3 separate regions of the Homo sapiens genome follow, and regions 2 and 3 are each linked to region 1. The links are chromatin loops, found by intact Hi-C in ENCODE. Cell type or tissue: endothelial cell of umbilical vein. All regions are shown on one strand. Each heading gives the region's core, and the rest is flanking DNA. Links, peaks and the distances in the headings are about the cores only.

Evidence for each region. Peaks named below come from ENCODE experiments on the same cell type or tissue, not always from the same donor. Only the 100,000 strongest peaks of a DNase experiment are listed, where the experiment ranks them.
Region 2: it touches region 1 in a loop (22-fold over the local background); 4 of 110 quality-filtered maps call a loop at or near these places.
Region 3: a loop joins it to region 1, with 4 times the contacts of the local background. A loop is called at or near these places in 2 of 110 quality-filtered maps.

Annotation. Positions count from the first base shown.
Region 1 is chr4:161,315,357-161,326,183 of GRCh38, forward strand. No RefSeq gene overlaps it. Among named protein-coding and RNA genes, the nearest start is that of FSTL5-AS1, 700 kb to the right of the region's middle. In endothelial cell of umbilical vein, for the core only: a CTCF peak has its summit at 5,192 (motif pointing right); no DNase peak of the experiment used is centred there.
Region 2 is chr4:161,946,693-161,957,519 of GRCh38, forward strand. The region is part of intron 3 of FSTL5 (follistatin like 5); the gene reads right to left. Among named protein-coding and RNA genes, the nearest start is that of FSTL5-AS1, 71 kb to the right of the region's middle. In endothelial cell of umbilical vein, for the core only: no CTCF peak of the experiment used is centred there; a DNase peak (open chromatin) is centred at 5,909.
Region 3 is chr4:161,638,043-161,648,869 of GRCh38, forward strand. The region is part of intron 7 of FSTL5 (follistatin like 5); the gene reads right to left. Among named protein-coding and RNA genes, the nearest start is that of FSTL5-AS1, 380 kb to the right of the region's middle. In endothelial cell of umbilical vein, for the core only: no CTCF peak of the experiment used is centred there; a DNase peak (open chromatin) is centred at 4,689.

The DNA of each region.
Region 1 (10,827 bases), core at 2,644-7,643:
CTACTAAAAATACAAAAAATTAACTGGGCATGGTGGCATGCACCTGTAATCCCAGCTACTTGGGAGGCTGAGGCAGGAGAATCACTTGAACCCAGGAGGCAAAGGTTGCAGTGAGCCAAGATGGCACCATTGCACTCCAGCCTGGGCAAAAAGAGCGAAACTCTGTCCCCTCCCCAAAATAAAATACATACAAATAATAATAATAAGACTCCTTAGTTGAAGAAGTGCCTTAATCCTCAGATAAACATCTTTGAAGCTAATACTGTTCCACCTGAATATTTTTCTTCAGTCTACCACAAATTAGCCACAATTAAGTCGGAAGAAAAGCATAAGCTTTAAGAATCAAATAAATAAAGCCGACCTGAGAATTATCCATGAAGAAAACTTTGTAGGATTTTACTGACATTTTGAAATGCCTGCAACAAACAGATCAGAAACCTACTACATTTTTTTGAGGGAATTATTTTGTCAAAGAAGCAACGAATCAAGTATAAGAAACACTTGGACGTTTTTACTTCAATCCTTTGTGTTTAGAGTTGCACAAGTAAGAAGAGCATGATAAAGACTATACTCCACCAAACTGATCGTTTTCCTTCCAAAGTACACTCACTTCAGATATGCCTATAGAGGGTAACAAACAAGAAGGAGTATCTGAGAAGACAAAACAAGAAGTCAAAGAACAATGCATGAAGAGGGAAAATTAGGATGGTCTGATTAAGGTGTTTCTCCAGCAAAGTAGAAGTTCCTATAATGTCTGGACTCCAACATTTTATTATTATTCTGGAAAAGTGATTTCGGTGTGTTTCTCATTCTCCACTTTGCCAAGTGGGGCTTTTTGTCAAGGTTATTCATCCCCTTCTCCTCTGTGGAAGTGCACAGATATAAAATGAGACATATAAGGAGATAGACAAAATGTCTTTTGGTTTACGGGTTATCAGACAATAAGGGATCCATTGACATCAAGTGAATGACCTAGAGATCTTGAACGCTGAGTTGAGTGCAGCAATTGGACAGGACTTTGGTTTATCTTATCTGAAAATACTAGATTGGTTGACCGTTGCTGAGACAAGATATGTGTTTACTAAAACTACCTCCTCTTCTTGGAGATCCAGCTACTGTGTATATGCTGGTCCCCTTGGCATTTGGATGTAATTATATTACAGATAATAGACTATAAGCAGAATTGATGTGAACAGCTCCTAGGACTGGCTTTTAAAAACTTCCTATGTATACTCTTCATGATTTTTCTTCCCTGCCAGCTGAATTAGATAAGCATAGCAACTTTAAAAACCACATGATGAAGATGATGGACCTAAAAGATGGTATTTCCTTGCTCTTTGAATCATCACTCAGAGAAACATGCATATTAGTCTTTATAGGATTCAAAAAATAAATTAATCCATAACAAAATGTAATTCTTGTTTAAAATAAACCTTTAGAAATATTTGAGTTTACTTGCAATCTTCTAGCTTTATTTTATCGAGTAGACATAGGTCACATAACAATATGATATAATTTATGCGTATATCATATAATTTGTACATCTGCCTCTTATTTATAGGTTTAATCAGTTTGTTATTTCACAGATCATCTCAATTTAATTCACTCAATTAAACAAATAGCTCTGAGTAACCATTTATGTGTGATGCTGAGCTACTACTGGAGATAAACCAGTGAATAAGACAATAATCTTGTCTTGAAGAAACTTATGGTCCAGAAGAACTTAGGTAAATGCAGTAATGCACCACATAATGATGTTTTGGTGATTAACAGACCATATAAATGATGGTGGTCCCATAAGATTGTAATAGAGATGAAAAATTTCTGGCCCCTAGTGATGACATCATAGCCATCATAATATCATCATAGTGCAATACATTATCACACATTTGTAATGATGCTGGTGTAAACAAACCTACTGTGCTGCCGGTTGTATAAAAGTATAGCACATAGTCAGGCATGGTGGTTCACGCCTGTAATCCCAGCACTTTAGGAGGCTGAGGCGGGCAGATCACCTGAGGTTAGGAGTTCGAGACCAGCCTGGCCAACATGGTGAAATCTGGTCTGTATTAAAAATACAAAAAGAAAAACAAATTAGTCAGGCCAGGTGGCGGGCATCTGTAATCCCAGCTACTCAAGAGGCTGAGGCAGGAGAATTGCTTGAACCTGGGAGGCGGAGGTTGCAGTGAGTCGAGATCGCACCATTGCAACTCCAGCCTGGGCGACAAGAGCAAAACTCCATCTCAAAAAAAGAGTATGGCACATAAAATTATGTACTGTTGGTATTGATAATAAATGACAATGTTGCTGGTTTACTTACTTGTGATGCAATGCTTTTTAATTTTTTTTTTAGTATACTCCTAATTATTTTTTAAAGAAAATATTATAGTAATAGACCCTCAGGCAGGTCATTCAGGAGGCATTCCAAAAGAAGGAGAAGACAGCTCCATGGGTGTTACTGCCAGTGGGGCAAGTAGACCTTCCAGTGGAGTGAGATGTGGAGGCGAAGACAGTGATATTGATGATCCTGACCCTGTGGAGGCCTAAGCTAATGTGTCTTAGTTTTAACAAAAAACTAAAAAAACAAGATTAAAAATAGAAAAAAACTTACAGAATAAGGATATAAAGGGAGAAAATCTTTTTGTATAGCTGTACAATATACAATGTGATTATGTTTTTTTTTTATTATACTTTAAGTTTTAGGGTACACGTGCACAATGTGCAGGTTTGTTACATATGTATACATGTGCCACGTTGGTGTGCTGCACCCATTAACTCGTCATTTAACATTAGGTATATCTCCTAATTTTATCCCTCCCCCATCCCCCACCTCACAACAGGCCCTGGTGTGTGATGTTCCCCTTCCTGTGTCCATGTGTTCTCATTGTTCAATTCCCACCTATGAGTGAGAACACGCGGTGTTTGTTTTTTTGTCCTTGCGATAGTTTGCTGAGAATGATGGTTTCCAGCTTCATCCATGTCCCTACAAAGGACATGAACTCATCATTTTCATGGCTGCATAGTATTCCATGGTGTATATGTGCCACATTTTCTTAATCCAGCCTATCATTGTTGGACATTTGGGTTTGTTCCAAGTCTTTGCTATTGTGAATAATGCCGCAATAAACATACGTGTGCATGTGTCTTTATAGCAGCATGATTTATAATCCTTTGGGTATACACCCAGTAATGGGATGGCTGGGTCAAATGGTATTTCTAGTTCTAGGTCCCTGAGGAATCGCCACACTGACTTCCACAATGGTTGAACTAGTTTACAGTCCCACCAACAGTGTAAAAGTGTTCCTATTTCTCCACATCCTCTCCAGCACCTGTTGTTTCCTGACTTTTTAATGATTGCCATTCTAACTGGTGTGAGATGGTATCTTATTGTGGTTTTGATTTGCATTTCTCTGATGGCCAGTGATGATGAGCATTTTTTCATGTGTCTTTTGGCTGTATAAATGTCTTCTTTTGAGAAGTGTCTGTTCATATCCTTTGCCCGCTTTTTGATGGGGTTGTTTGTTTTTTTCTGGTAAATTTGTTTGAATTCATTGTAGATTCTGGATATTAGCCCTTTGTCAGATGAGTAGATTGCAAAAATTTTCTCCCATTCTGTAGGTTGCCTGTTCACTCTGATGGTAGTTTCTTTTGCTGTGCAGAAGCTCTTTAGTTTAATTAGATCCCATTTCTCAATTTTTGCTTTTGTTGCCATTGCTTTTATGTGATTATGTTTTAAGCTAAGTGTTACAAGAACAGTCAAAAATTTAAAAAACTTAAAAAGTGTATGAAGTAAAGGAAATGTTACAGTCAGTGAAGGTTAATTTATTATTGAAGAAAGGAAAAACTATTGTTCATTAATTTAATACAAACTAAGTGTCCAGTGTTTTAAAGTCTGCAGTAGTGCACAGTGATGTCCTAGGCCTTCACACTTACTCTCCACTTACTCACTGACATATCCACAGCAACTTCTAGTCCTACAAGCTCTATTCACAGAAAGTGCCCTATACAAGTTTACCATTTTCAATCTTTTATACCATATTTTTACTGTACCTTTTCTGTTTAGATATGTTTGGATGCACAAATACTTCCCTCTGTGTTACAATTGCCTACAGTATTGAGTACAGTAACATGCTGTACCGATTTGCAGCCTAGGAGCAATAGGCTATACCAGGGGTCCCCAGTCCCTGGGCCAGGAACTGTTCCATGGCCTGTTAGAAACTGGGCCACACAGCAGGAAGTGAGAGAGCGGCAGGTGAGTGAGCAAAAGTTCAACTTTATGCCTGCTCCCCACTGCTTGCATTACCGCCTTAAAGTCTGTCTCCTATCAGATCAGCAGCAGAATTAGATTCTCATAGGAGTGTGAACCCTGTTGTGATTTGTATGTGTGAGGGAGATTGCAGATTCCTCATAAGGATCTAATGCCTGAGTATCTGTCACTGTCTCCCATCACCCCCAGATGGGACCATCTAGTTATGGGAAAACAAGCTCAGGGCTTCCACTGAACCTACATTATGGTGAGTTACATAATTATCTCATTATATATTGCAAGTGTATTCCTCTGTCTTCAAGCTGCTAATAAAGATATAACCAAGACTGGGCAATTTACAAAAGAAAGAGGTTTAATGGACTTACATTTCCACGTGGTTAGGGAGGTCTCACAATCATCGCAGAAGGCGAAAGGCACATCTCACACGGTGGCAGACGAGAGGAGAGAATGAGAACCAAAAGAAAGAGGTTTCCCCTTATAAAACCATCAGATCTTATGATACTTATTCACTATTACAAGAATGGTATGGGGGGAACTTCTCCCATGATTCAATTATCTCCCACTGCATCCCTCCCACAACAGGAGAGAATTATGGTAGCTACAATCCAAGATGAGATTTGGGTGTGGACACAGCCAATCAATGAGGTAATAATAAAAATAAAGTGCATAATAAATGTAATGTGTTTAATTATCCCAAAACAATCTCCCCCGCTCCAGTCTGTAGAAAAATTGTCTTCCATGAACCCCATCCCTGGTGGGGACCATATATTCTTGTCAAGGGAAAAGGGAAAAGGAGAGAAATTGAGACTTTTCTGTGGTTCTTATACATGGGAATCCATATGACACTATACTAGGTCCCCTTTGAGAAAAAATTAAATGATGACATCTGGAGGTTTTGGGACGAACATGCGACCCATGATATTTACTGCCTTGTGGTCCTTATCTGCCAGCAGGTGGAGCCCTTTAGGCCATTTCAGGTGACAATGACCATGTGTTCCCACTGCTGAGTGCATTATCAGCATTGACATTTTGGCTACTGGTGGCACAGAACATCACTGCCGCCTGAATGCCCCCTAACAAGTAAGAATTTGAGTCGTAACAGCAGGGAAAAAATCCACTCCTGTCTTCTATCTAAATTACTCAAAGGGTTATTCAACAAAAGTAGTACTGCATATTAAGTGGAGAAAAAGACATTACTTTGTTAACTCGGGACTCGATACAAATTACTCTGTCATAGCATAACAGCACACTTTGGCTAGTCAAAAAGGTCTTCAGGTCGTGGAGACTGACAATGGATTGTTTCAGACTGAATGCCAAGGCTATGTGGATGGGAAGCCAAAAATCTTCCAGATACAATCAAATAAAATGTTTAACTATGGCTAACTCTGGCAGCATTCACTAATAAAAGGGAGGTCCTACAGCTGGAAAGCCCCTTTGGGTACTGGCCCCAGCATATACTTCACTTGAGTGTTCCTTTTGTCCCTTTTGTCAGGATTACCAGCAACACCACCAACTTTGGATGAGGCTCTTTGCAGCAGCATGTCTTGAAAGCATTCAACAAGTCGTGGTTCCAGTACTACCTTTAAAATTTTAGAGGCTGCTAACCCAATAAAATTACAGATGTCTGCAATCTCCATGCCTGCAGGTTAGAGTCTGTGGCAACACAAAACTTCCAGTGGGGTGCACAAGCCTCTTGAATTTAAACACATAAATTGCCTGAGGCAGCCAGAAGATATACCCCTTTTGAAAATTAACTCCTTGCTCACTGCTGGACACTGGTGGAGATTGAGCATCTATGGCTGGAGTGTCATATGCAATACGTGTGACAAACTCTATTTACACTGGGAATGTTTCTGGAGCCTTGGGGGACCAGCTCACAATGGATCCTAAGATGATTTTGTCCCTTACAGCCCTATCTGTAAGAAATAAACAGGCTTCATATAACTTGTTGCATGTGAGTGTGTCTGTCTCACTGAACTCAGACAAGCCAGAAACCAGGACATAGTAAACCTATTTTGCAGTGGATCAAAATGTGTGTTATAGACTGAATGCTTAGGTCTCTCCCAAATTCTTATGTTGAAATCCTAACACTCAATGGGATGTATTTGGAGGCAGGGCTTTTGGAATGTGATTAGATCAGTCTAGTGCCCTTATAAAAGAAACTCCAGAGAGTTTCCCTGCTGCTCCCACTCTGTGAGGACACAGCGAAAAAAAGATGGCCTTTAGGGACCAGGAAGCTGGCCTTCAGCAGATAATCAATCTGCTAGCACCTTGATCTTGGACTTCCCAGCCTCCCAGAACTTTGAGAAATAAGTTTCTTTTGTTTATAATTGACTCAGACAATGGTATTCTGTTACTGCAGCCTGAATAAACAAACACAATGAATTGAGTCTGAATTCAGGATACAAAAAAAATGTGAAAAGTTTGTATGCAGGAGAATTTGTGTCTGAAGTAAGATAAGAATATTTGATAAAAAGAAAAGCAGCCATATTCAAGAGTTGGAGGAAATATCAATAGGATAAGGTTATTCATTTCATGATTGATGGATAAATATGCTCACAATGGGATGTAACTAATTAAGATCTTCTGGCTTCTGGCATGATGTTACTTATTGAATTAGAGAAAATAGAAGTTGGAATTAAGTTTTGGATGTATTAAGAAGAATTACATATTAGTACTGTGGAAGTGCTAAGCAGAATTATTTTATAGCTTCTCTGAAACTCAGAAATTGATCTTGACTGAAAATAAATATGCACCAGAAATGGGTACACCAAGGGCATAGAGAACAACGTAAAAACTTACCACAATATGTTATGTTGTAAAGCAATATTTTTGACATGCTCAAAATCAACATTATAAATGCATGTAACTGAAATAGTTTGCGTCTAAATTTAATACTGTATTACTCATTCCTCTGTCCTTAAATCATTGAAAATATCAAAGATTACCAAAACACAGCTTTTAAAATGTAGCAGTATAAAATTATTCCTAACTATTTGCAGTTGTACTGCTGGAGACATTAAATATCACCAGCGAATGTTATTTACTACTATCAGCCCTGAAATATGCTAGCTTTACCACCCACACTGTACCATTCCAACCAGCATCCATGTTATCTCTTAAACTCTAGTTCAGGATGATCTACTATGACTGTGATGTGGATTTGTTTATTTTTACATATAATAGCTTCCAGGGCAAATCAATGGAAGTGCAGGATTTTTTTTCTTTCTATCCTGTGAGATGAGAATTAAAATGAACAAGGCTACTGACTAGATATACTTGGTATTATGGTTTGAATGTGTTTCTGCAAAATTCATATGCTGGAACTTAAACTTCAAGGTGATAGTTTTAAGAGGTGGGGTCTCTTGGCAAGTGTGGTCTCTTGGCTCTGACCTCAAAAATGGAATTAATGCCATTAAAAAGAGGGTTTGGAGAACTGCTGGACCTCCCATCTCTTCTGCCATGTGAAGAAGCAGCAGGAATGTACAATCTTGGAAGTAAAGAGTAGCCCTCGTCAGACATAGAATCTACTGGTGCCTTGATCTTGTACTTCGTAGCCTCCAGAGATGGATAAATAAATTTCTACTATTTATAAATTATAAATTCTGTGGTATTCTGTTATAGCATCAGGAACAGGTTAAGACACTTGGTAAATGTGGTGGTACAGTATATATGTTTATAAAATCCTCATATTAAAAGACATTAAGGGAATGGAGAAAAATAGTGAACTTTCCATTGCAGCAAATGCTAACAAGTATTTTGATTTGAAATCTAGTAATTAAAGGAAAGTAAAAATAGTCTTATACATATTTGAATTATATGTCATGAAATAAACTATCCACACACAGCACTGAAATTATGCTTAGTACATCAATTAATTTTGTCTTATCATACACAGATCTATTTAATATCACTGTGAAAACTTATTTAAGAGTTTAAATACAATATATCCTATGTAATGTGGCTATATTAATATTTTCAGATAGTTTAGGCAGAACTGTACTGACTCTGTCATTGTCTGAATGCTCTCTTTCAAAATACTGGAGAAAGGTTTTACTATTAACGTTTATTTATTTTATGTGGTCCTACAATATTTCTCAACTTATTTATTTCTTTAGTAGTCATCATTATATATATAATATTATCAAAATATGCTTTTCAAGTACTGTATTTCTGTGTTTGGGGATCCTCCATCTATAATATGTACTTAAATAATGACATTTCTCAGTTCTATCTTTCATGGAAATTTCTATAACCTCTATTTCTCATGAATGACAAGAGATCTCTATATGGAAGATAGATAACTATTTATATCTCATCAGTAGAGTTACCTATAATTTGCACATTTTTAGTAAGTCCAATTTTTAGAAATGATAGTATATAAACACTGTGTCTGATTATATAAGATTGCAGGATTATATGAGATTCAGCAAATAACTATTGTAGCTTTAAAAACTAGTATAAAGTATGAATATTATGAATGTTTACTATATTTTAAAATAAAATATGGAAGTTAGAAAGCTGTATGTCACACTTTGTACTTTGTTCATATTTAACTTCAAGGCATAATAATTGAAACTTATTGCTTTGAGAACTACAATCATCAATATAGTTTTCTTACTTTTCACTACAAAATTTCTTTCCAATTCTTTCTGTCTTTGAATTATACATTCGGAAATATACCACACATTTTAAAGATGACTGTATTACATTTAGAATAATAATACATCAATTTTTGTGTTACAATTATAAATTTTGTATTTATAAGATATTGCTAAATTCTGAAGTTAAAATGATGCCCGAATAGCCCTATTATAAATTAATAAACTACTATTAAATATTCATCCACTAATGTTTTCCTTACCAATGTTGTAAACATTCATTTTTCATTTGGGCACCAGCTATTATTTACTACATAAGCTATAGAGTAATAGTTCTTTTATGTCTTCTCTCAAACTTGATTTCGTATAATAGAAAAAAAATCAGTGTAGAATGAAAAGACATAGGTCCAAGGGCTAACCATGTTGAGTGATTTTGTTGAGGACTTTCTTCTTTGCTGAATCTCATTTTTCAAGTGACAGCGAGCGCTAGTGGAGTTGAGTGAAATAATATCATCATGACAATTTCTTCCCATTCTAAAGTCTACTTTTTTGCTGATGGACACCCTCCATATATTTGTTTCTTGAATCTGTGACTTTGTTAATAACATTCAGCATTTTCATTATTATGGTTGTTTTTATTTTCATATTTAGTGTTGTCTTTCCTGAGATGGTATGAATATCACTTTAAGTGAGGATACATATTATTCTGTACTGAATACATTATATAACTGTTTTACTCCCAAATATATATACCTATATGAGAAATTATTGGAGAGAGGGAAACCCAACCAAATTAGACCTGTACTCAAGAAGCTTCCATTGTAGCAGAAGATAGATATGGGAACAGCACACTTAGTAAAATACATTTATATTGAGCGTGTTTATAATCTATAGCATCTCCTATAATTTGTACTGATAACACAGAAAACTCAGATCAAATAAGATTGAAATCTCTGAAAATATATTATGAAAGAGATAACTTTTGAGCTACTTGACAATAGATTAACTTCTACCATGCAAAGATTTTTGAGAGAGGGTTTCAGTGAGAGGCAATGTTTTTAGTCCCTTTTGTGCTGCCATAACAGAATACCTGAAACTAAGTAAATTACAATGAATAGAAATATATTAGCTGACATTTTAGAGGTTTGGAATTCTCAGATAAAGGGGCTGCCACTTGGCAAGGGCCTTCTTGACTCATTGTTTCATAGTAGAGGGCAGAAGAGCAAAACAGTGTGAAAGAGAGGGAGAGGCAAAAAAGGAAGGCAAACTTTTCCGTTTTAAGGAAGCTATTGTCTTAATAAGAGCCTGAATCCATTCACTATACCCTCATGCCTAATCACCTCTCATTAGGCCACACCTTCCAACACTGTTGCATTTGAGATTAAGTTTCCCACACATGCTCTTGGGGGACACATTCAAACCACAGCTGGCATTAACTACAATCTACCTTTGTTTACTCTTCTAGTTCCAAACATATAGTGACAAACCTTATAAAGGCAACATTTCTAATGACTTTTGTATTTTTTACTACTCCTAAGGCAATTATAAGCTTTGAGAATATTTTTGGAGGTCTGATAAACTACACCTTGATGCACAAAAGTTGTCAGACAATTTTCAATGTAGGCAATTAAAATGAACCTGGAAAAGGTTAATTCTGAAATGGGACCATATATTGTTACAATTGTAAAAATCCAGAGATCACCTCATTTTAAATCTATTCTTTACAAAGGTCTTCTCTGCAGTATCTTTCATAAGTAATCCTGATGCTCTTCCAGGACCTCCACTGATACAGTTTTCATTTCCTTTTTTATTAAGCACATCTTTATTCATTAACAGTTGTGTAAAGCTGGGCACATAAATATGAGTAAGATATTACTTGTGCCATAAGACAGCAAAGAGATTTAGACAAGTTATTAAAATATTGTTTGATAGAGAAAGAGTAAGTTTTTTTTTTTTACT
Region 2 (10,827 bases), core at 3,234-8,233, 630 kb after region 1:
AGCTGCTAGGAACATTCATGGACACATATTTTTGTGGAAGTATGTTCTCATTATTCTTGTGTAAACACTTCGAAGTGGAATTTCTGGGTCATAAGACAGTTAATTTTATAATACACTGTCAAACTGAAACTTTTATTTAAAGTGGCTTATTATATTACACTCCCACATGTGAGTGCCACCTGTTAAATCTTAGACTTGCCATCTCTTTTGATTTTAGCCACTGTAGTGGATGTGGCACGGTATCTTACTGTTGTGTTAATTTTAATTTTCCTGATGAAAAATTATATTGAATACCTTTAATGTAATGATTGACATTTAAATTTTCATTTTTCAAAGTTTTAGTTCAAGTCTTTTTTGTCCAGATGTATTGGGTCTGATATCATTTTATACTGAATTTTAGAAGTTTGTTATATAGACATTTGGCAGATATTTGTGGGGTGTGTGTGTGTATGTGTGTGTGTGTGTGTGTGCATCTTACTCTGTTACTGCTTGTGGTTTGCCTATGCCTATTAAATTCCTCAATAGAGCATTTTGATGAGCAGAAATTTTATTTTTTAAAGTTCTATCTATCTTTTATTTTTTTATTGATGTTGCTTTTTGTGTGCTATGTAAGATTTCTCTGCCTATTTCAAAATTGTGAAGCTAATTTTATATGCTTTTTCTAGAGGATTTAAGATTCTACACTTTATGTTTTAAGACTATGATACATCTTGAGTTAATTTTTATTCATGGAGTGAGTTGAAAGGTTGAAATTCTTTTTTCACCCTATAATCATCTTCCCCAGACATATGTGTTTTAAATACGTTCCTTTTCTCTTGTGATTAATTGGTGCATTGGCCCAAAGTTATGAATGTGTAGCTTTATTTTCAGATTCCTCATACTGTTTCCCACATAAATATCTATTTTTTAATTACTGTAGCTTTGTTATAAGTTTTGGAGTCAGATAATATGAGGGTTAAATCATTTTCTTTTATTTCTTCATTATATGTTTTTCAGAATACTTTGGGCTAGTCGAGATCTGTTGAATTTCCACGTTTTTTAGAATCATATTGAAAGCTCTACCAAAAAAAGTCTTCTAGAATTTTCATTGGAATTCAGTTAAATTTATAATCAATTTGTGACAAAAGGGCAACCTAACAATATTCAGTTTTCAAATCCATGATTTGGTGTGTCTTTCTATTTATTTAGGCTTTCCATAGAGAGACCTTTTAACAGCTTTTCTTATATTTAGGTATTTGATGTTAAAGCCATTTTAAATGTTATTTTACCTTATTTTATTTTCTAATCAAGAAAGAAATAGAATGCTGAGTATGGTGGCTCACACCTGTAATCCCAGAGCTTTGGGAGGCCAAGGTGGCAGAATCGCTTGAGTCCAGGAGTTCAAGGCCAGCCTGGACAACATAGCAAGACCCTGTCTCTACAGAAAATTTAAAAAAAAAAAGCTGCTGGGTGTAGTTGTGTGCACTTATAGTCCCAGCTACTTGACAAACTGAAGCTAGAGGATTGCTTGAGCCTGGGAGTTTGAGGCTGCAGTGAGATGTGATCATATCAGTGCATGCCAGCATGAGCAACAGAGCAAGATCCTGTACCTAAAGAAATGAAAAAAAAAAAAAAAAAACTGAAAAAGAGTGATGAATCCTGGCTCTGTACAGCTTTTTAAATTATTGTTATTTTAATAATACTTATAGTGCAAGTCAGGTGGAGAGAAATGTTTTCAGCTCTTGTTTCCAATTTTTGAGGGACATTTGCTACACTTTGAATTCTACATGAACGGAATTTTTTTCTTTTCTTTCTTTTTTTTTTTTTTTTTTGGAGACAGAGTCTCACTTTGTCACCCAGGCTGGAATGCAGTTCAAGCCGTTCTCCTGCCTCAGCCTCCTCAGTAACTGGGATTATAGGCACCCGCCACCATGCCCAGCTGATTTTTCTATTATTAGTAGAGATGGGGTTTCACCATGTTGTCCAGGCTGGTTTTGAACTCCTGACCTCAGGTGATCCGCCCGCCTTGGCCTCCCAAAGTGCTAAGATTACAGATGTGAGCTACTGTGCCTGGCCTGATGAACAGAATTTAATTACTGAATTTGTATTCATGTATAATGTATTTATTCTTTAAAAGACCTTATTCCATCATATTCTGACTTCCATTCTTTCTGACAAGAATTTAGTGATTTTTAAAATTATTTCCAGTATGCCCTGTGGCTATTTTCTCTCACAGCTTGTATTAATTTCCCATTGATGCTGTGACAAATTACCACAAATGCAATGGCTTAAAACAGCACACATTTACTCTCCTACAGCTCTGGAGGTTAGAAGTCTGAAATGGTCTCATTAGATTGAAATCAAGGCATTGGCAGGGCTGTGTTCCTTCTGGGAGGTTCTAGGGGAGAATCTGTTTCCTTCCCTTTCTTCAGCTTCCACAGGCTGCCTGCATTCCTTCGCGTGTGGTTCCTTAGCACCTTCAAATACTCTCTGTTCTTCTCCCGCTTTCATTTTCTCCTTTGGCTGTCATTCTCTTGTCTCCCTCTTTCCCTTATAAGGGCCTTTGTAATTACATCGGGCCCACTTGGATAATCCAGAATAATCTCCCCATTTCCATATCCTTCACTCAATCACATCTGCAAAGTTCCTTCAGTCATGTAAGAATTCGGACAGAAACATCTTTGGGGAGCTACTATTAAGTCTACCATACGCTTTTAAAAAATCTTCTCTTTATCTTTGATTTTCTTTAGTTTTACTTTAACATACCTAAGTGTGGCTTTCTTTTTTATTTTCTTCTGTATAGGGTTTTCTGAACTTCTTGATTCAATGGTTTACTGCATTTTACCAGATTTTAAAAATCTTGGCAATTATGTCTTCAATTTTTTTCTGGTCCAACCCCTTTCTTTCCTCCTTTTTGAACTTCAGTTTACATATGGTAGAACATTTCTTATTGTTCTGCAGATTTCAAACGTATTGTTTATAGTAATTATTATATTTTTTCTATATGTTTGTTTGCATCATTTTTATTTATCAGTATTTAATTTCAGGGATTCTTTTCTCTCTTGTGTTCATGTTTCTGATAAGTCCAAGCTAAAAGTTTTTTTTTTTAAATTAACATTTACATTTGGATTTTTAAAAAATAATTGGAATTCTCTGCTTTAATTCCTCATCTGCCCACTCAAGTTGTTTCATTTCTACTACATCTTTTAACATATTTTTTACAAATATTTAAAATTCTCCATCTGGTAAATCTAAGATATTTCTACATTTGCTTCTATTAATTGTTTTGTCTCTTGATGATTAGTTACAGTTTATGACTCATTTGTATGTCTCAAAATTTTTAAAAATTAATAAGATAAATAATATCTTCAGTGATGGCACACTCATTCTTCTTTTGGGGCAATAATGTGAATTTCTGAGTCAATACATCTGTTTTGAAATAGTTCTGAGCTGGACTACTGATTCAGTTAGAATGAATTCAGTGCTGATGAGGCACATTCTCTTCAGCAGGACCTGGGATCTTAGTACTAAGGTTACTCAAAGAATTTCTTTTTGCTTTACAGCACAGCTGCCAACATTCTTTAGAATGTTTTAACATGGGAGACTTAACTCTTACCTATTTTAATTCCTGAGGAATTCTATTTGCTGTCCACTCTTATTCCTCAATTGATGGCATTTAGGTGCTTTCTTTTTCTGTTCTGCTGTCCTGAGCAATTATGCCTTTGAAGGACTGCAGTTCAAGATTCAATGAAACCTTAAAAAGACTTAGGAAAATTCCTCTCGACCTTCCCATCCGCCCATATCCTTGGCGCTGCAGTGCTTCATACTCTGGAAAGTACCAGGTGCCTCCAGGCATCTTTCCCAGTTCATCTGCTGTGGCACAGCCTGTAGCAGTCAGGCCTCCTGTTTCCTAGGGATCAGGAAGTTTACCTCGCATGAGTTCTGCTCTCTCTTCAGTGTTCTGAAACCACAGCTTACTGAAGGCACAGAATGCCTCAGTTTGGTTCCTCTCAAATATCCTGACCTGTTCTCAGCCTACAATGGGCTCTAAGTGCCTCAAGGAAGCTCTCTTTATCCTCTTCTACTCTGTCTTTTGGCCTGCTGGCTACAGCCCAGGTTATTCAGTGAAGAATTTGGAAAGAGTTGTCAGGTAGATACACATCTGCTTGGAGATGGGGGCCCTTCAGGATTCTAAACAATCATGCCAGAAAATACTTGGCCATTATTATTATTATTGATGTTATTATTATTATTACTACTTGATATGGTTTGGCTGTGTCCCCACCCAAATCTCATCTTGAATTGTAGCTCCCGTAATTCCCACATGTTGTGGAAGGGACCCAGTGGGAGGTAATTGAATCACGGCGCCAGTGTTTTCCGTGCTGTTCTCATGACAGCGAATAAGTCTCATGACATCTGATGGTTTTATAAAGGGGAGTTCCTCTGCACATGCTCTCTTGCCTGCTGCCATATAAGATGTGCCTTTGCTCTTCCTTCATCTTCCACCATGATTGTGAGGCCTCCCCAGCCATGTGGAACTTTGAGTCCATTAAACCTCTTTTTCTTGATAAATTACCCAGTCTTGGGTATGTCTTTATTAGCGTGTAAGAACAGACTAATACACTACTACTACTGCTTCTATTTTAACTCATTTCTCTTAACCCTATTCTCTGGTGAATTTCTCCTCCTTCAAGTATTCCACCAGGATTAAAAGCAGTCAGAAATCTCTTCTCTACTAAAAAATGTTTGTCTCTTTGAGATTTTAGTTCATTAAGGTGATTTACATCCCCAAACCTCTGCTGGGTTTTCTTAACAATGATATAGTCACTTCTCTGTCTTTTTATCATTATTAGAGTAAAAAGTACTATTATTTGCAACGTTCTACATCTTAGAAGCAGAAGTATGTAATGCTTGATACTACATGTGTACTAACTAATCCTGAACTAAAGAGATAGCTTTGAAATTAACCTAGTTATTAATATTTAAATTATTTGAGAAATTACACATATTATACATAATTGTATAACTAAATTTTAAATGTCAAATATCACAATGTATTAAGATCTATTACTTTTGACTAAAAAGCTTTGTATGATAGTTTGCTGCAAAATTGTTGAAATGTACTTTGAGATTTTAAAGTTACCTACTTTGTACATATGAATTTCCATATATTATTATATCATTATATGAACAAATTTTTGTATGAATATCTTAGCATAATTCTCAAGTATATAGATAAAAATAGCTTCACATTTTACGAGAAAGATTTAGATGTACTATAAACAAATTCATTGATTCCTTAACTCACTTGAAATATTCTTCTAGGTATTGTGTCTTTACTCAGTGATGGTAATGAAAATATAAGTATCTTGATATAATATGATTAAAAATAATCTCTGAAAGAAGAAAGCTTTCCAGAAATATAACTTGACAAATAAATAAGGGAGTTTAAGGGTTATAAGAAGTCAAATAATGGATCTTTCTTTAAAATGTGACACCATCTGTCTCACCAGCTTTGATCAGACTATCAGCTGCTCTCTTCTCTCTCTTTTTGATAGAAAAAACTTTTGACACTTGTCAGCCACAATCGATAGCTCTATTTTTTACCTTATTGGAAAAATATGCCTCAAGGGAACTAGGGATGAAAAGTGAGAGAGAAGATAAAAATCAGGACAGGGGAAATAAAGAAGGTGGAATATGATGCAGTGGTTTTCAGGTAATCATTATAGACTAATTTGAGTTCAGCAGAAAATAGTTTAACTCATCATATAATAGTAGGAAAAATAATACTGCATGGTACCTTTAGCCAAAGCTTCAAAATATGTCTGAAATTTCTAGTTAAGCTTTAATTTAGGTATCAGATAGCTTGTTAAAAAGTGTAAGAAATCATGTCTTATTTGGATTCATAAAATTGTTATGTAGTGAAGGCACGCCACCTGGCTTTGAAAATAAACATGGTTAGTGTTTTACCTTAATATTTAAATTCAATACATTAATTAAATGCATTTTTAATTTAACAAATAGATAAAGGATGCCAAAGCATGGTGCTAGACTGGAGAATAAAATAATGATTCGGGTATTAATTGAGACCTTTTAATTTCTATCTGGCCAGGTAAGTGAAATCTCACCATTAATTGCTTCTGAAATTATCATTATGTAACTCAACTTTAGTCATTATAGTCATAACTTTAAGAAATATCATTTTATTCTTAAAAACATAAAATTTATCATTACAAACATTCAGAAGTTACAAAAATATGATGGGTGTGTAGAGAACTAAGCATACATTAAATTATATGATCATTTACTACTGGCTCAAGGCTTGGTTCCTTATCTTCATGAAGACAAGACACAATTCTTAGAAATGTTTTAGACATTTATGTTCCTGAAGGCCCTGAAGATAGATGGCTGGATCAAAGGATTATTTTAGTTCTTTTTCTCCCCTTAGCAGTTATCTCAGGCAATCTAAGTAGGTCCTTCAGAGCATATTTTTAAAATATGTCTGTTTGCTCTCTGTATTATAAGATTTGTATTCTGCAATATACTATACAAGTCTGTGAATTCAAGTCACATACACAACTTCAAGAATAGTACTGAATGTTTGCTTAACTTTACAATTAGCCCATGTAAAACTTAGTAAGACTAGATAACTATAAAATATTATAAATATTATAAAACTTTTAAATGTATACTTTTAATTTTAATCACATATTCCATTAAGTTGTAATGAGTTATGGTTAAATAACCTGGAAAAAAATACTATAAAATATAGGACAACTTGCTTTATGCGCAAGATATTTGTTTCATGCATATAGAAGATACATAATAGAGATTGCTACTTTATAGGTTGTATGCAACCAAATATAAACTCATTTCACTGATTAGTCACACATTTCATAGAATTTGCATACTTCTTTTAAGTAGATAAGCTATCTTTGCCTTGGTAAAGGCAAATAATCATTTTATATTATTTTAAATAAGATTACACAATTTTAGTTAGCCATAGAATTAGCAAGCACATATTTTTTTCAATGAGAACAAATATTTTAAACCCAGAGGGAACAAAAAGCACAAAATAGCTTCAGTTTGTGTATCTCAGACCCTGCAATTATCCCACGGAGAATTTTCTTTTCAATGACTTTCAAATGTTTCTGTATAATTATAAGTTAGATAACTTGGTAAATTCTGGTAACAGCTTCCAAAAAATGCATTTAAATTTGAAATTGGTTTTGCCAAAGAGTAATTTATATCCATTGTGTAAAGACACAAATGCAAATGAAACAATTTTTGATTGACTACACAACATAATATACTGAGATATTATATGCTAAATGGACCACAGAATAAGCATTCATTATTCAACAAAGTATTATGTGTTAGAGGATAATGTTGCCAAATATTGCAATATACTACAAAATCCAGCTATTATTATAGATAAACCCTAGAATAACATTTAAAACAAAAAAATGAAGATGTATCCAATTTTTTAAAGGATTTAAATCACTAAGGGACAGATCCACAATATACATTAATAATTAGAGTGTCATCTCAAATTCTGAAAAGTGAAAAACAAGTGGCATTTTTCTTAATGTTAGCAAATAACTTTTTCAAATGAGAGTAAAGATATTCACACCCTATGAATCAAAATACATGTAAAGCTATTAAAATGTTTTTAAGAGGCCATTTCAAAATTTCCACAAAAAATTATGGACAAAAATGCCTCCAGTATTTTGCTATATATAATTAGCACAGATAATTTTATGAACTAGTTGGAAATTAGTGCCTGTAGATGTTTATTTCTCTTCATCCCTTCAGACCACCCATTGCATATCGGGATATACCTGTAAAGTATGTGTGCATGTGTGTATGTTTGTAAAATATATCTTTACATTCTAAGTATGTATGTCTGTATGTATGTATTTACATGTGTATATATCCATCTATCACCTATCTGTCTATCATCTATCATCATGCTACACTTGGTTTCATATTCCAGTAAGGCAAGTTTGTCCTTTGTTCCTTCCTTCTTTTATCACATTTTTATTCACCTATACCAAACACATTGCATGCATCTGTCAGAACCAAAATCACTAAACACAGAACATTAAAATGTGTTTCAAATGTCTTTAGCAAATTAAAAATAAATAATCATATAATGAACTAAATTGAAGATGGTCATAATAAATTCAGATAATGTGAAAAATAATGTGGAATTTAAGACCAGATACTAAATGGGAAAACAAGCAAAATTCAATGATAAAAGTTGTAATATACAATAAAGTAATAATGACAACATGTTTCTGCATTGAAAAACACAGTAAAATGCATGAGGGAAATTTACTGAGAAATGCAAACATTTAAAACAATAAATTGTACCCGCAGATTTTACTCTTATAAGACTTTTGTGCCATGTTGATATAAAAATGACTTAAGTTATATAATTTATGAGAAAAATTATGAAATGTATAATTTTCTATAGGTAATATTTATTTCTATACTTGTATAGATAGAGACAGAGTAACTGAGGGAAAAACAATGTCCCCTACAGATAATGGACATCCTTCTTTTCTCTTTAAGAAACAGTAACAAAAAGAGATTATGTACCTAAACACAGAGGAAATCTCAATGAAGCCAGAGAATAGTACTCTTCCATACCACATTCTTTGACCTTAAGGTAACAAAAAAGCAAATAAATAACAAAAGAATAACTCCAAAGTGTATAATGTGAACAAAAAAAAATGTTTTAAGTAAATCTTGTGCTAAATAAAAATAAAAACTAAAATAAGAATGTTTGAGAAATCAGTCCAAAGCAGTATCAGTATATCCAATAATTATAGATGCAGAAACTCAACAGAAGAAAAAATGTTTATCATCTCCTCATATGTTTCAATACTAAGCAGAACTCTTAAAATATATTAACCTTAGCATTTAGCATAACAAATCAAAAACTAAGCAACAAAATACATCAAAATGTAATAGTAGTATGATACATGACTAGCAGCCTAGTTAAAAAGTATTGTCCTGTTCTTTGCAAACAGAACCTTCCTTTGGAATGCGCAAGTGAGTCTAGCCTAGTATATTCAGCATCTGTAACTCTTGCAGTTTCAATGACCATGTGACATGGGTTTAATTAATAATAACTAATGTAAAAATGAGACAATTAGACGTTTTAACCAATAAAATAGAAGAGAACATTTTTTCAAGGAGAGAGGTGGTTTTTTTTTGTTGTTTAATTTTTGCTTTTTTGACACTTGTTCTCTACCCTTCTACACTCTCGGAACACTGAGACATGCCTAAACATGCAATAGTCCTGAGATTGTAAGAATGAGAATCACATGCTACTGATGGCAGAGAAAGAAATTAAGGGCATAGGATATTGATTGTCATAGTGAAGCTGTTGTACCAGTTACCCAATTTGCTTGTTATGATGAAAAAATCAAATTAAAAATCTATTTTTTCTTTAAACCTGTGCAGGATTTCTACTACAAGTTGCCAAATAAATACAGTAGAACTAAGGAAGGGATAAGTGCTGAAATAGCAATAAATGAATTTCAAAAGTAAACAGAATTATTACAACCAAGTTTAGTTCTTTAAAAATGTAAGTAAAGAGATTGCCCAATTAAGAATAAGAATAAATAAAAGAAAATATATACAAATAAGTTACAGAAAAATGCACGTATGACACATAAAATGGCTTTGCACCTATTATATAAAAATACTAAAAAGCAAATTTTGTAAAGGTATGAAAGTCTTATCCAAAGCCTCACAATTAAAAAGAACAATACTGAGAGATTTGACTACAAATAATTTTGTTATTTCTGTACTTCAAAAATTGCAGAAACAGAAAATATTTGCAACACACTAAAGACACAAAAGATTAGTATCTATTAGGTTGGTAAAGGCAAAAACCACAATTACTTTTGCACTGACCTAAAACAGTATATAAATGATTTTTACAAACAAATGACAGCATATAACTTGGGGAAAATGATGCAAATGTCTCTGGGAAAATACTTGATAGAGGAAGAGACACGGGTTAATGTAAAAAAAGCTGAAACTCTCTATTAAAAATATATACGAAATAATGCAAACTGATGTTTGACCTAACAGATTAGCTAAAACTTCAAAAGTTTTAACAGTAACTGTTGAAGAAAATATATTTATTTAAAATATCTCTGATATTGATAATGCTCATTTAAGTTGGTATTCTTTAATATAGTGATGTGGTACTACCTTGCAAAATTTTACATACATAAAATTTATAAGCATACTTTTAAAAAACCTATTGAAAGAAAAAATAGTTCAGCTACATTAGCATAGTATAGGCTATTTATTGCAGTATGGTTTTTAATACTGAAAACTATGGAAAAGTGAGTAGTTAGGTAAAATATGCAGATGCTAACAAAAATAAATTAATTTTTATACACCAATGTGCAAAGATATAAAGATCCTTGGGCTATAAAATGACAGCATTTATTTAAAACCCTGAAAATACATGGTTGGGATTTAATGGTTAGATAGAGTGATTTTTTTTCAATGTTTAGTTATTTGGGCAAATATAATTTATATATTCTACATAAAAGTACATACCAATTCAAAATTATAGCACCCTAACTTTTGAGTTAATGTAAATTAAATATTAGACTCCTACACAAACCTTTATTATTCTCTCATTTTATAAATCACAGTTATAATAATTATATTCTTATGTCAGTCACAAAATAAGTAGGTAATATGTTTTATTCATTCTTTTCTTTGCTTCTCTCCTGGGAAGTGGGGTGTTGTCTTTCATCTGTTATTTTCTGTAGCTAATAGAATGTCAGAAATCAGGGTAGAAGAAGAAACTTT
Region 3 (10,827 bases), core at 2,055-7,054, 320 kb after region 1:
ATTACCTTGGGCAGTATGGCCATTTTCACGATATTGATTCTTCCTACCCATGAGCATGGAATGTTCTTCCATTTGTTTGTATCCTCTTTTATTTCCTTGAGCAGTGGTTTGTAGTTCTCCTTGAAGAGATCCTTCACATCCCTTGTAAGTTGGATTCCTAGGTATTTTATTCTCTTTGAAGCAATTGTGAACGGGAGTTCACTCATGATTTGGCTCTCTGTTTGTCTGTTGTTGGTGTATAAGAATGCTTGTGATTTTTGTACATTGATTTTGTATCCTGAGACTTTGCTGAAGTTGCTTATCAGCTTAAGGAGATTTTGGGCTGAGACAATGGGGTTTTCTAGATATACAACCATGTCGTCTGCAAACAGGGACAATTTCACTTCCTCTTTTCCTAATTGAATACCCTTTATTTCCTTCTCCTGCCTAATTGCCCTGGCCAGAACTTCCAACACAACAATCAATAGTTTACCAACCAAAAAGAGTCCAGGACCAGATGGATTCACAGCTGAATTCTACCAGAGGTACAAGGAGGAACTGGTACCATTCCTTCTGAAACTATTCCAATCAATAGAAAAAGAGGGAATCCTCCCTAACTCATTTTATGAGGCCAGCATCATTCTGATACCAAAGCCGGGCAGAGACACAACCAAAAAAGAGAATTTTAGACCAATATCCTTGATGAACATTGATGCAAAAATCCTCAATAAAATACTGGCAAAACGAATCCAGCAGCACATCAAAAAGCTTATCCACCATGATCAAGTGGGCTTCATCCCTGGGATGCAAGGCTGGTTCAATATACGCAAATCGATAAATGTAATCCAGCATATAAACAGAGCCAAAGACAAAAACCACATGATTATCTCAATAGATGCAGAAAAAGCCTTTGACAAAATTCAACAACCCTTCATGCTAAAAACTCTCAATAAATTAGGTATTGATGGGACGTACTTCAAAATAATAAGAGCTATCTATGACAAACCCACAGCCAATATCATACTGAATGGGCAAAAACTGGAAGCATTCCCTTTGAAAACTGGCACAAGACAGGGATGCCCTCTCTCACCACTTCTATTCAACATAGTGTTGGAATTCTGGCAGTTGTTAAGCAATTAAACCACTATAAATTTCCTCTTAGTTCTGAAAAAAAAAATTGGAGCAGATACATCTCTTCCAATCTAGGTACTGTTAAAAATGTGAGGCAGAAAGCTAACTGTAATTAAAGGGTAATGAAAAGTCTATTGTGAAATGATTATTATGTACTTGATGGGATTGGCAAGATCACTTTGCATAAGCTACCTATCCTTCCCATGGTGCTTGCTGTTCTGTGCTATGGAACCGAAAAATTGCTTAAAACGTTATAGGTGTATTATTTATTTAATTACATTATCATCTAAATATATGACCCAAGTGTCTAAAGGAAGATAAGCTACAAAAACATAAATTATTATTGCAATTACACAGTTAAAAATCAATTTAAATGGATTCTGAGAAGATGGTGGAGTACAAAGCACCAGGAACCTGTCTCTACACCTAGACAATAATTGCACTGGCAGCCTCTGTCTGATGGAACTGTTTTTAAATTCTAGAGTCTGTAGAAGGCTTGGAAAGCAATTTGAGATGAATTTCAGTCAATTTCAGCTATATTGTCATAGCAGCCACCCCTTCCCTGGCAGGCAGCTGAACATTTCTACTACAAGCAGCTTGCACACAGCTTACAGGAGCCATGGCTGGGAAAGGGGATCCTGTCATTGAAATATTGGGGATTTGTACTCTGAATCGTGCTTCTGATCCCACAGGTTTAGATGAAGAAGTGGATGGCCACTGTTCCCTCCATGTTGCAAGCTCCCCCTTCCTCAGCTAAAGTGACTTGCAGATAATTTAAAGGGTCAGTGCCCTTTTCCTCCCTGCTTCCTTCATTTTTTTCTTTTTTACCTTTTTGGAACAAGACTTTAAAGATAAGAATTTTCAAAGGAAATTTACATACAGAGAAAACTAGAAAGTGTCTGGATGTGCCTAGGAGAATGCACAAGCTCAGAAAAATTCTTAGAAAATCTTAAATTTATATCTCAGACAGATCTTTGGCACACAGCCTACAACAATAAATAAATCTAAAACAATAAATACATTAAAAAGAAGAAAATTCTGGGGAAGAAAGAGAATCTGGTTTTGAGTTACAGTATTAGATTTAACTGTCTAGTTTTCTTTAAAAATTTAACATGTATATGAAGAAATGGGAAAGCCTGGCCCATTCAAAGGAAAAGAGTAAATCAACAGAAACTGTCCCTGAAGAAGACCTGATATAAGATCTATTCAACAAAGGTTTTAGACGATTGTTTTCTAGTTTCTCAAAGAACTAAGGAAGATGTGAAGAACGTGAAGAAAAGCATGTATAAACAAGCATCCATAAAGAATTAGGAAACCTAAATAGAAACCAGAAAAAAATTCTGGAGCTGAAAATATAGCAACTAAAATGAAAAGTTCACTAGTGGGATTCAAATGCAGATTTTAACAGGAAGAAAAAAGAATCAGTGAACTTGAACCTAAGATAGTAGTAAATCATGAAGCCTCAGGAACAGAAAGAAAAATGATTGAACAAAAGTGAACCAAGTCTACATGATTTGTAGAATACCATCAAGAGTTCCAACACATGCATTGTGGGATCTCCAGAAGGAGAAGAAGCAGAGAAAATATTTGAAAAAATAATGGCAGAAAACTCTCCCAATTTAATAAAAGACATGAATCTTAACATCCAAGAGTCTCCACAAACTCCAAGTAAGATGAACTCAAAGAGACACATACCTAGACACTTTACAATCAAACCTTTAAGAGCCAAAGAGAGAATTTTGAAAACAGCAAGAGAACAGCAATGAATCACATACAAGAGATCCTTAGTACAATTGTTTGCAGCTATTTTTATCAGGAACATTGAGGCCAGAAGGTGGTAAGCTAATATATTCAAAGTGCTAAAAGAAATAAGCTGCCAACCAGTAATCCTATATCTGGCTTAGCTCCTTCAAATAAGGGAGAATTAAGACATCCACACATAAATAAAATCTGTGGGAATTTGATACCTGCTCACCTGCCCTGCTAGAAATACCTAAGGGAGCTCTGCAGGGTGAAAAAAGGTTACTAGACAGTGACTGAAAGCTATATAAAGAAATAAGAATCTCAATAAAGGTAAATGCAAGGACATTGTAGCTCCACTTTTTAATTTCTACATGATAAAAGCTCAATTATCATAACTTTGGTTTGTAACTCCACATTTCGTTTTCCATATAACTTACGGAAACTACTTCATTTGAACTAAATATGAGTTTATATTTTGGGGTACAGAATGTAAAAAGATGTAATTTTATGACATCAACAACCAAAAGGGTAGGTGGAGCTGTTAAAGAGCAGAATTTTGTATGTGATTGAAGTTGGTAGATATCCAAATTAGAGGGTTTTTTTGTTTTGTTTTGTTTTTTTTTTTGAGACTCTGTTGCCAGCCTGGAGTGCAGTGGCGCGATCTCGGCTCACTGTAACCTCCACCTCCCGGGTTCAAGCGATTCTCCTCCCTCAGCCTCCCAAGTAGCTGGGAATACAGGCATACGCCCCCACGCCCAGATAATTTTTGTATTTTTAGTAGAGACGTGGTTTCACCGTGTTAGCCAGGATGGTCTCGATCTCCTGACCTCGTTATCTGCCCGCCTTGGCCTCCCAAAATGCTGGGATTACAGGCATGAGCCACCGCACCTGGCCCAAATTAGAGAGTTTTCAGTTGAGGATGTTAAATGGACTTCCTATGGTATCCACAAGGAAATAGTACTGATTATATATATAAGAAAATGAAAAAATAATTTAAACTTTTCACTACAAAATATCAACTACCCACAAAGACATAGTTACGCAAGAAATGACAGACAAAAAAGCTCTAAGGCATATAGAAAACAAATAGCAAAATGAAAGAAATAAAGTTTCTCCTTACCAGTAATTTATTTCAACTTTACAAAGACATAGTTAAAAATAAAAAATTTATACATTTAAGAGATGCAGCTTGATGATTCGATATATGTGTACATTGTGAAATATTGCCACAATCAAGTTAACTAACATATCCATTACCTCACATGGCTACTATTTTTTTTGTGTGTGTGTAGTGAGAACACATAAAGCCTCTTAAATTTTGCGAAGACACTCTTAGCCAATTTTAAGTATACAATACAATATTGTTAACTATAAGCATATTGTTCTGGCAATATACAAAAATGATTTCCAGAACTTATCTTGCCTAAGTAAAATTTTGTACCCCTTTACTATGTAAGTATTACTTTAAATGGAAATGAATTAAATATCCAATCAAAAGACAAATATTGGCAAAAGTACAAAATCATGATAACTGTATGCCTTCTATAAAAGACTCACTTTAGAAAGACACAAATACATTGAAATGAAAATATGAAAGAAGATATGCTAATAGTAACCAAAATACAGCAAGATGGATATACAAATATTAGACAAAACAGACATTAAATTTAAAAAGGTTACGATATATAAGGAAGAAAATTATATTTTAATAAAAGTTTCAGTACAATAAGGAGATACAACTAAATACTTACATTTGATAAGACAGGGATGAATCTTGAGGATATTATCCTAAGTGAAATAAGTACCCAAAGAGAAATACTGTATAATTTTAGTCATATGAACTACTTAGAGTATGCAAAATCAGACAGAAAGCAGCATGGTGGTTCCCAGGAGTGGAGAGGAAGATAGAATGGGCATTTGTGTTTCATGGGTATAAAGCTTCAGTTTTACAAGATGGAAAGAATTACGGAGATGAATGTTGGAGATGGTTGTATAACATTATGAATGTATTTAATAACACTGCCCTCTATAGTTAAAATGATGAAGTGGTAAATTTTATGCTATGTGTATTCAACCACAATTTAAAAATTAGAAAAAATCAATTTAAACCTCATCTTGTGTATGGGTATAAACATGTTGGTTTATATAAGTCTTGTTCTAAATACATGAGTTAATATTTTTTTAAATGGCAATTTACAATGTTTGAAAAGCATTAAGTATTCATTAAGTGCTATTATTGTGTTATATGTTTTAAATATAGATGTACAGTTCAATACTCAGATGCAAAAATGAGTTTATTTCTCATATCCAAGCCCATTCTTGTTCCACTATCTTAGCTTATTCTTAGACATAAGAAGAGACTTTGAACTTCACTGAATGTACCTTTCTCTCTCAAGTCTGTGGCTCCCTTTACTGGGAACACTCTTTCACCTGGCTGTCACCTAAACTGAAAAACCAGTGTGTTCTTAGAAGTGTCCTATGGCCTTCAGCATTTATATTTGACTTCCCTTTCTGATTATTCCATAGTGTATATGTTTCTGAAATTATTTTATATTGCAGTATTAAATGTAACGGAGTTTTTTTTTTTTCCCCTTTTCAGTCAGTAAGATTTTGAAGACTGGAATATTATCTCTTACAGTTGTATCTTTAGTATTTAGCTGAATGCCTAGAAAAACATAGCAGTTAAATCAATATTTGTTAAATGCATGAAGATTAAACAACGATCATGTATGTACTTCCCCTCATCTTTTTCTTGCCTACTCTATTGCATATGATGGGAGATTAAATTGAAAGTGTAGTAAAAAATCAATATGCTTAATGAAAACTGTTATTAAAGAAATTGAATCTAGAAATTGTTGAACTGTGCTAGGTTTAAATGATTGATTGCCAATAAACATCAGTTGATTGATAATTCTGCATGTGGCTACTGTAAGAAAATAAAATCTTCAGCAAAATTTTAAATAAGATAGTCCAGAAAAATTGAACAATGCATAACTGCAAATATAAGAACCACCATTACGTGACTTGTTATTTGCACATTTAAAAATTATTGAGTACCTACCATGTGTCAGTACAGTGCAAACATCATAACACAAAGTTGAATTGGTAAAGGTCCTTTGCACAGAGTTTGTAGTCCAGAGAAGAAAAGTGAGAACAGTCAGTTTTATTCTGATGTAACAAGTACTTTAGTTTTTTGATGAGGAACTTTAAAAAAAAAAAAGAGTAAGTTCAGGCACAAGAGGCGTTTGTTTACTTTTGAAGGACACACTGGATTTAGGTAGATAAAAATGACAAGAGAAGGTTTTTCAGTAGAGAGGGAGAGAAGAATGTATTCAAGAACAGTAGTAATGGTTGGGTACGGTGGCTCAAGCCTGTAATCCCAGCACTTTGGGAGGCCAAGGAGGGCAGATCAGATGAGGTCAGGAGTTCAAGGCCAGCCTGGCCAATGTGGTGAAACTCTATCTCTACTAAAAATACAAAATTAGCTGGGTGTGGTGGCCCATGCCTGTAATCCTAGCTACTCTGGAGGCTGAGGCAGGAGAATCACTTGAACTCGGGAGGTGGAGGTTGTAGTGAGCCGAGGCCGCACCATTGCACTGCAGCCAGGGCAATAAGAATGAAACTCTGTCTCAAAAAAAAAAAAAAGAACAGTAGTAATAAAACAATGGAATCAGAGAACAGCTTGTGTTATGGAGAACTTGCAGTAAAGTGTGAACATGGGAGAATAGTAGGAAGAATTAATAGAGAAATAAGTTTTCTAGAATAAGCTAAAGAGTTTATTTTTTTCTCAGAAAGCTAGAAGAAGCCATTAAGGGATTTTAAAGGGAAAGTGAAATGGTCACATGTAAATTTTATGAAGACCTCTCTGGTTATAATATAAAGTGCAGGTTGAAAGCGAAGGAGAAGTCTCCATAGGCAAGGATAGTTTGAAGGTGAGAAATGACAGGCCTTAAACTAAGGCAGCTACAGTGGAAATAAGAGGACATAATGAATTTGAGATAAATGAAAAAGTTAAATTCACAAGATTTTGTGACAGATTAGATTTGAGGATAAAATGAGGGTTAAAACTTAGCCAGACTTGGTTTTCTAGCTATACCTACGTTAACTAAGAAACACTGCAAGTACATAGGGTTTAAGATAAAAATATTTCTAGTAATTTTGCATATTCAAATAAAAAAATTTGAGACTCAAAAGGCAAATTGCAAGTAGAACTTAACTTTGGAATTTCTCAGGGTAAACATAGCAGTTGTAGCCATGAGCTCAGAAAGATAATGCCAAAAAAAAAATTAGAAACACATGCTTTATACATTTAAAAATAAATATGAATAGATATTTAGCCAAAATTATTATTTAAAGAAAGTCATGATAAAATTATGTTTCTATGTTAATATTCCTTATGAACATGTAAATAATATTTTAAAAAACGATTTTAGAAACTAAACTTAAAATTACCAGTTACACAAACTCCTTTGTAAATATTTCTGCCACTCACTTACACGTGGACATTGTATTTTTATATATTGTTATCTTCACCAATAAGTTCCAAAATAATATGAATAAAGACCTTTAAAAATACGTTTTAAATTACTGATTTTAAGACTTGTTTGTGAAGTGAATTACAATATGCAGTACTCTAATAAATCAGGAGTAAAAAGTTATTTAGAAAGAATATTCATTTTAAAACAGTGCACTGTTTGACAATACTTATGATTACATGCCATGTCTCTAATTTAATAATTACTATTGAACCTACACGACCTGCGTTAGTTTTTTGTATTTAGGCAGAAAATTAATGCATGTTCCATGTTTTATATTTGTGACAGAAATCCAACTTCCTCAGCTATGCCAATGCTCCCTGCTTTATTTGGCTTAGAAGCTTTTGGATCATAAATATTCTCTGATTCCACTTGGATTTTAAGAGCCACAATGTCCTCAGGCCTATATTAAAAATGAATCAGTGATAAAAATTATGCGGTGAATGATGTATTCTATTAAAAATATTAAATTTCTACGTTTTTAGTTGAAGTGGAATAAGAAGTGCATTATTTATAGTCTAGAGAAGAAAAAAGTCAATAGCTGTATTTTTAAATATCTGAGTTTGATGGTATCCTCTAATACACTCTATATTAAAAAATAACACTCTAGCTTTCTAAAATGTTAAAAAAAATTTTGCAGATTAAATTATTTTTATCAATGATATACAATTTGGGTTCTGTTAGCAATGAATAGCCTAAGGGGCAAAAACCCTTTCTCATATATTTGTATATATAATATATATATAATATATCATATATAATGTATATCATGTATAATATATATCATGTACAATGTATATCTCATATATATTTTTTCTAGCTCTCTCTCTATATATCTCATATATTATATATATTTATGCATGTGTATACACTTTAACTTTATACTTTTAAGTAGAAAAGTTGTATTTTCTCACTGCTTTAAATATTAAAAATTCAGCAGTTTAGTTAGAAGCCTCAACTATTAAAATCTCTGTCTCTGAAATCTAGATATGATTTGAGTATATTACTTATAATTTGAAGTATAGTACATATTCTGAAACCTTTTTTATAAGATATAATATTCTCTATTAAGAATGTAATGACATATAAAATCCAGACATATTATGAAAATTGCATTATGTTTTGATATATTTTCTCCCATTGCTAATTTTGCTAGCTAGCTATGCACTGCAGAAAATCTTTTTACAAACAAAAAATTATTATGGCAAGCTGCCACACCTGCAATTGAATTCTGGTTGAATTAAAATTATAATTTCAGTTGTTTATTATCTGTCTGTGTTTTTCTCTTCAACAGAATGCCTTGCTTTAAATATAGATCAACTGTATATGCTATGAGCCACTCCACATAACTTGCAGAAAGAGAATTACCATACAAATGATCATCTTTTAATCAGGTTACTATTGTTTTTATTATTACTATTTTTATTTGTTTTTGCAATTGAGTTGTATGAGTTCTTTATTTTAATAGTAACCTTTTATTAGATATACAGTTTGCAAATATTTTCTCTACTTCCATACATTGCCTCCCCACTTTTTGATTGTTTCCTTTGCTATGCAGAAACTATTTAGTTTGATGTATTCCCATTTACCTATTTTTGTTTTTGTTGCCTGTGCTTTTGGTGTCATATTCAAGAAATCACTGCCAAGACCAATGCCATGAGGCTTTTCCCTTATGTTTTCATTTAGGAATTTTACAGTGACAGGTCTTTATTTAAGTATTTATTTCATTTTGAGTTGACTTTTGTATAAGGTGTAAGACAAAAGTCCAACCTGATACTTTTGCATGTGAATATCCAGTCCTCTCAACAAGATTTGTTGAAGAGATGATACTTTCTCCACTGTGTATTTTTGGTACCCTTCTAGAACATCAATTGAACATCTATGCACAAACCGTGTATATTGTTCCATAGGTCAATATATCTGTCTTTATGCTGGTGCCATGCTGTTTTAATTACTGTAGCTTAGTAGTAAGTTTTGAAATAAGGAAATGAAATACTTTAGTTTTGTTTCTTCTTTTGCAGTGTTACTTTGGCTACTCAGGGTTCTTGTGGTTCCATATAAATTTCAGGATTGTTGCTTTTATTTCGTTTAAAAAAAAAAAAGCCAAGATTTTGGTAAGGATTAAACTGGTTCTGTAAAGTTTCAGTGATGCAAGATAAATAGGTTTTAGAGATCTGCTATAAAACATCATGCTGATAGTTGACATATTGTATTGTGCACTTCAAAATGTGTTAATGATACAGGAGTGATGGGAAGGGAAAAGCATGGTCCCTTTAAATGATGCGGAAAGGGGGAAGGGAAGCGCTGGGTAGAAGAGGGTATGGTCCGTGGCTAGGGCTCCACTCCTACAGACCTAGGTGAGGACAGGCATTTTTGTTTTCCTGCCCAAATGTATTTCCTAAAACCACCTGGCCTGCTACGCCCCCATCCTGTGGCTATAAAAACCCCCTAGATCCCAGCAGGCAGACACACAGGCAGCTGGACGTCGAGAGGAACACACTGACAGGCACCAGCACACTAGCAGCCACCGACTGGCAGAACGACACGGAGTTTGGCTGGGGCAATTGGAGGAGAGCCCGGGCCGCCAAATGACCCGACTCCAGGGGAAAGCCATCTCCCTACTGGCTCCCCCATCTGCTGAGAGCTATTTCCACTCAATAAAACCTTGCACTCATTCTCCAAGCCCATGTGTGATCCGATTCTTCCGGTACACCAAGGCAAGAACCTCAGGATACAGAAAGCTCGCTGTCCTTGCAACAAGGTAAAGGGTCTAATTGAGCTGGTTAACACAAGCCGCCTATAGACTGCAAAATAAAAGAGCAAAACTAAAAGAGCACCCTGTAACACATGGCTACGGGGGATTCAGCTGTAAGCATTCACCCCTAGACACTGCCAGGGGATTGGAGCCCCACAGCCTGCCCATCTATATGCTCCTGTAGAGGTTTGAGCAGCGGGGCATGAAGAAGTGAGCCACAGCCCCATCGCACACCCTGTTAAGTGGACAAGGGAACTTTTCCCGTTTCATAAGAGGACAGAAATTATGTTAAGTGTTCTTATCTCAATTTTTGAAAAAGAAAGAAGAAGTGAATCGGGGAGACAAACATCTCTTCAGCACTTCTTTCATGAATTTACTAATTCTCATCGTTCTAAAAATGGCACCTAGTACACAATAACTTTCTGTAAGACAGGAATAAATCCAAGATTTGTCAGGTCTACTGTTTACACAATTTGGGTTTGGTCCTCTTTAAAAAAAATAATGCAAAACTCTGAATACAAAATTGCTAGTGCCCCTCCTGTGACACATACAATCTATGCACTGAAGGGCCCTAAATGTAGGTTCTATTAGCAATACTAAAAAGCTGTCTGTCTTATGGTATTAGAGACATGATTTCTTGGAAAGTGAGGGTCTAAATTCACACATGCCACATCTTTTTCAGAT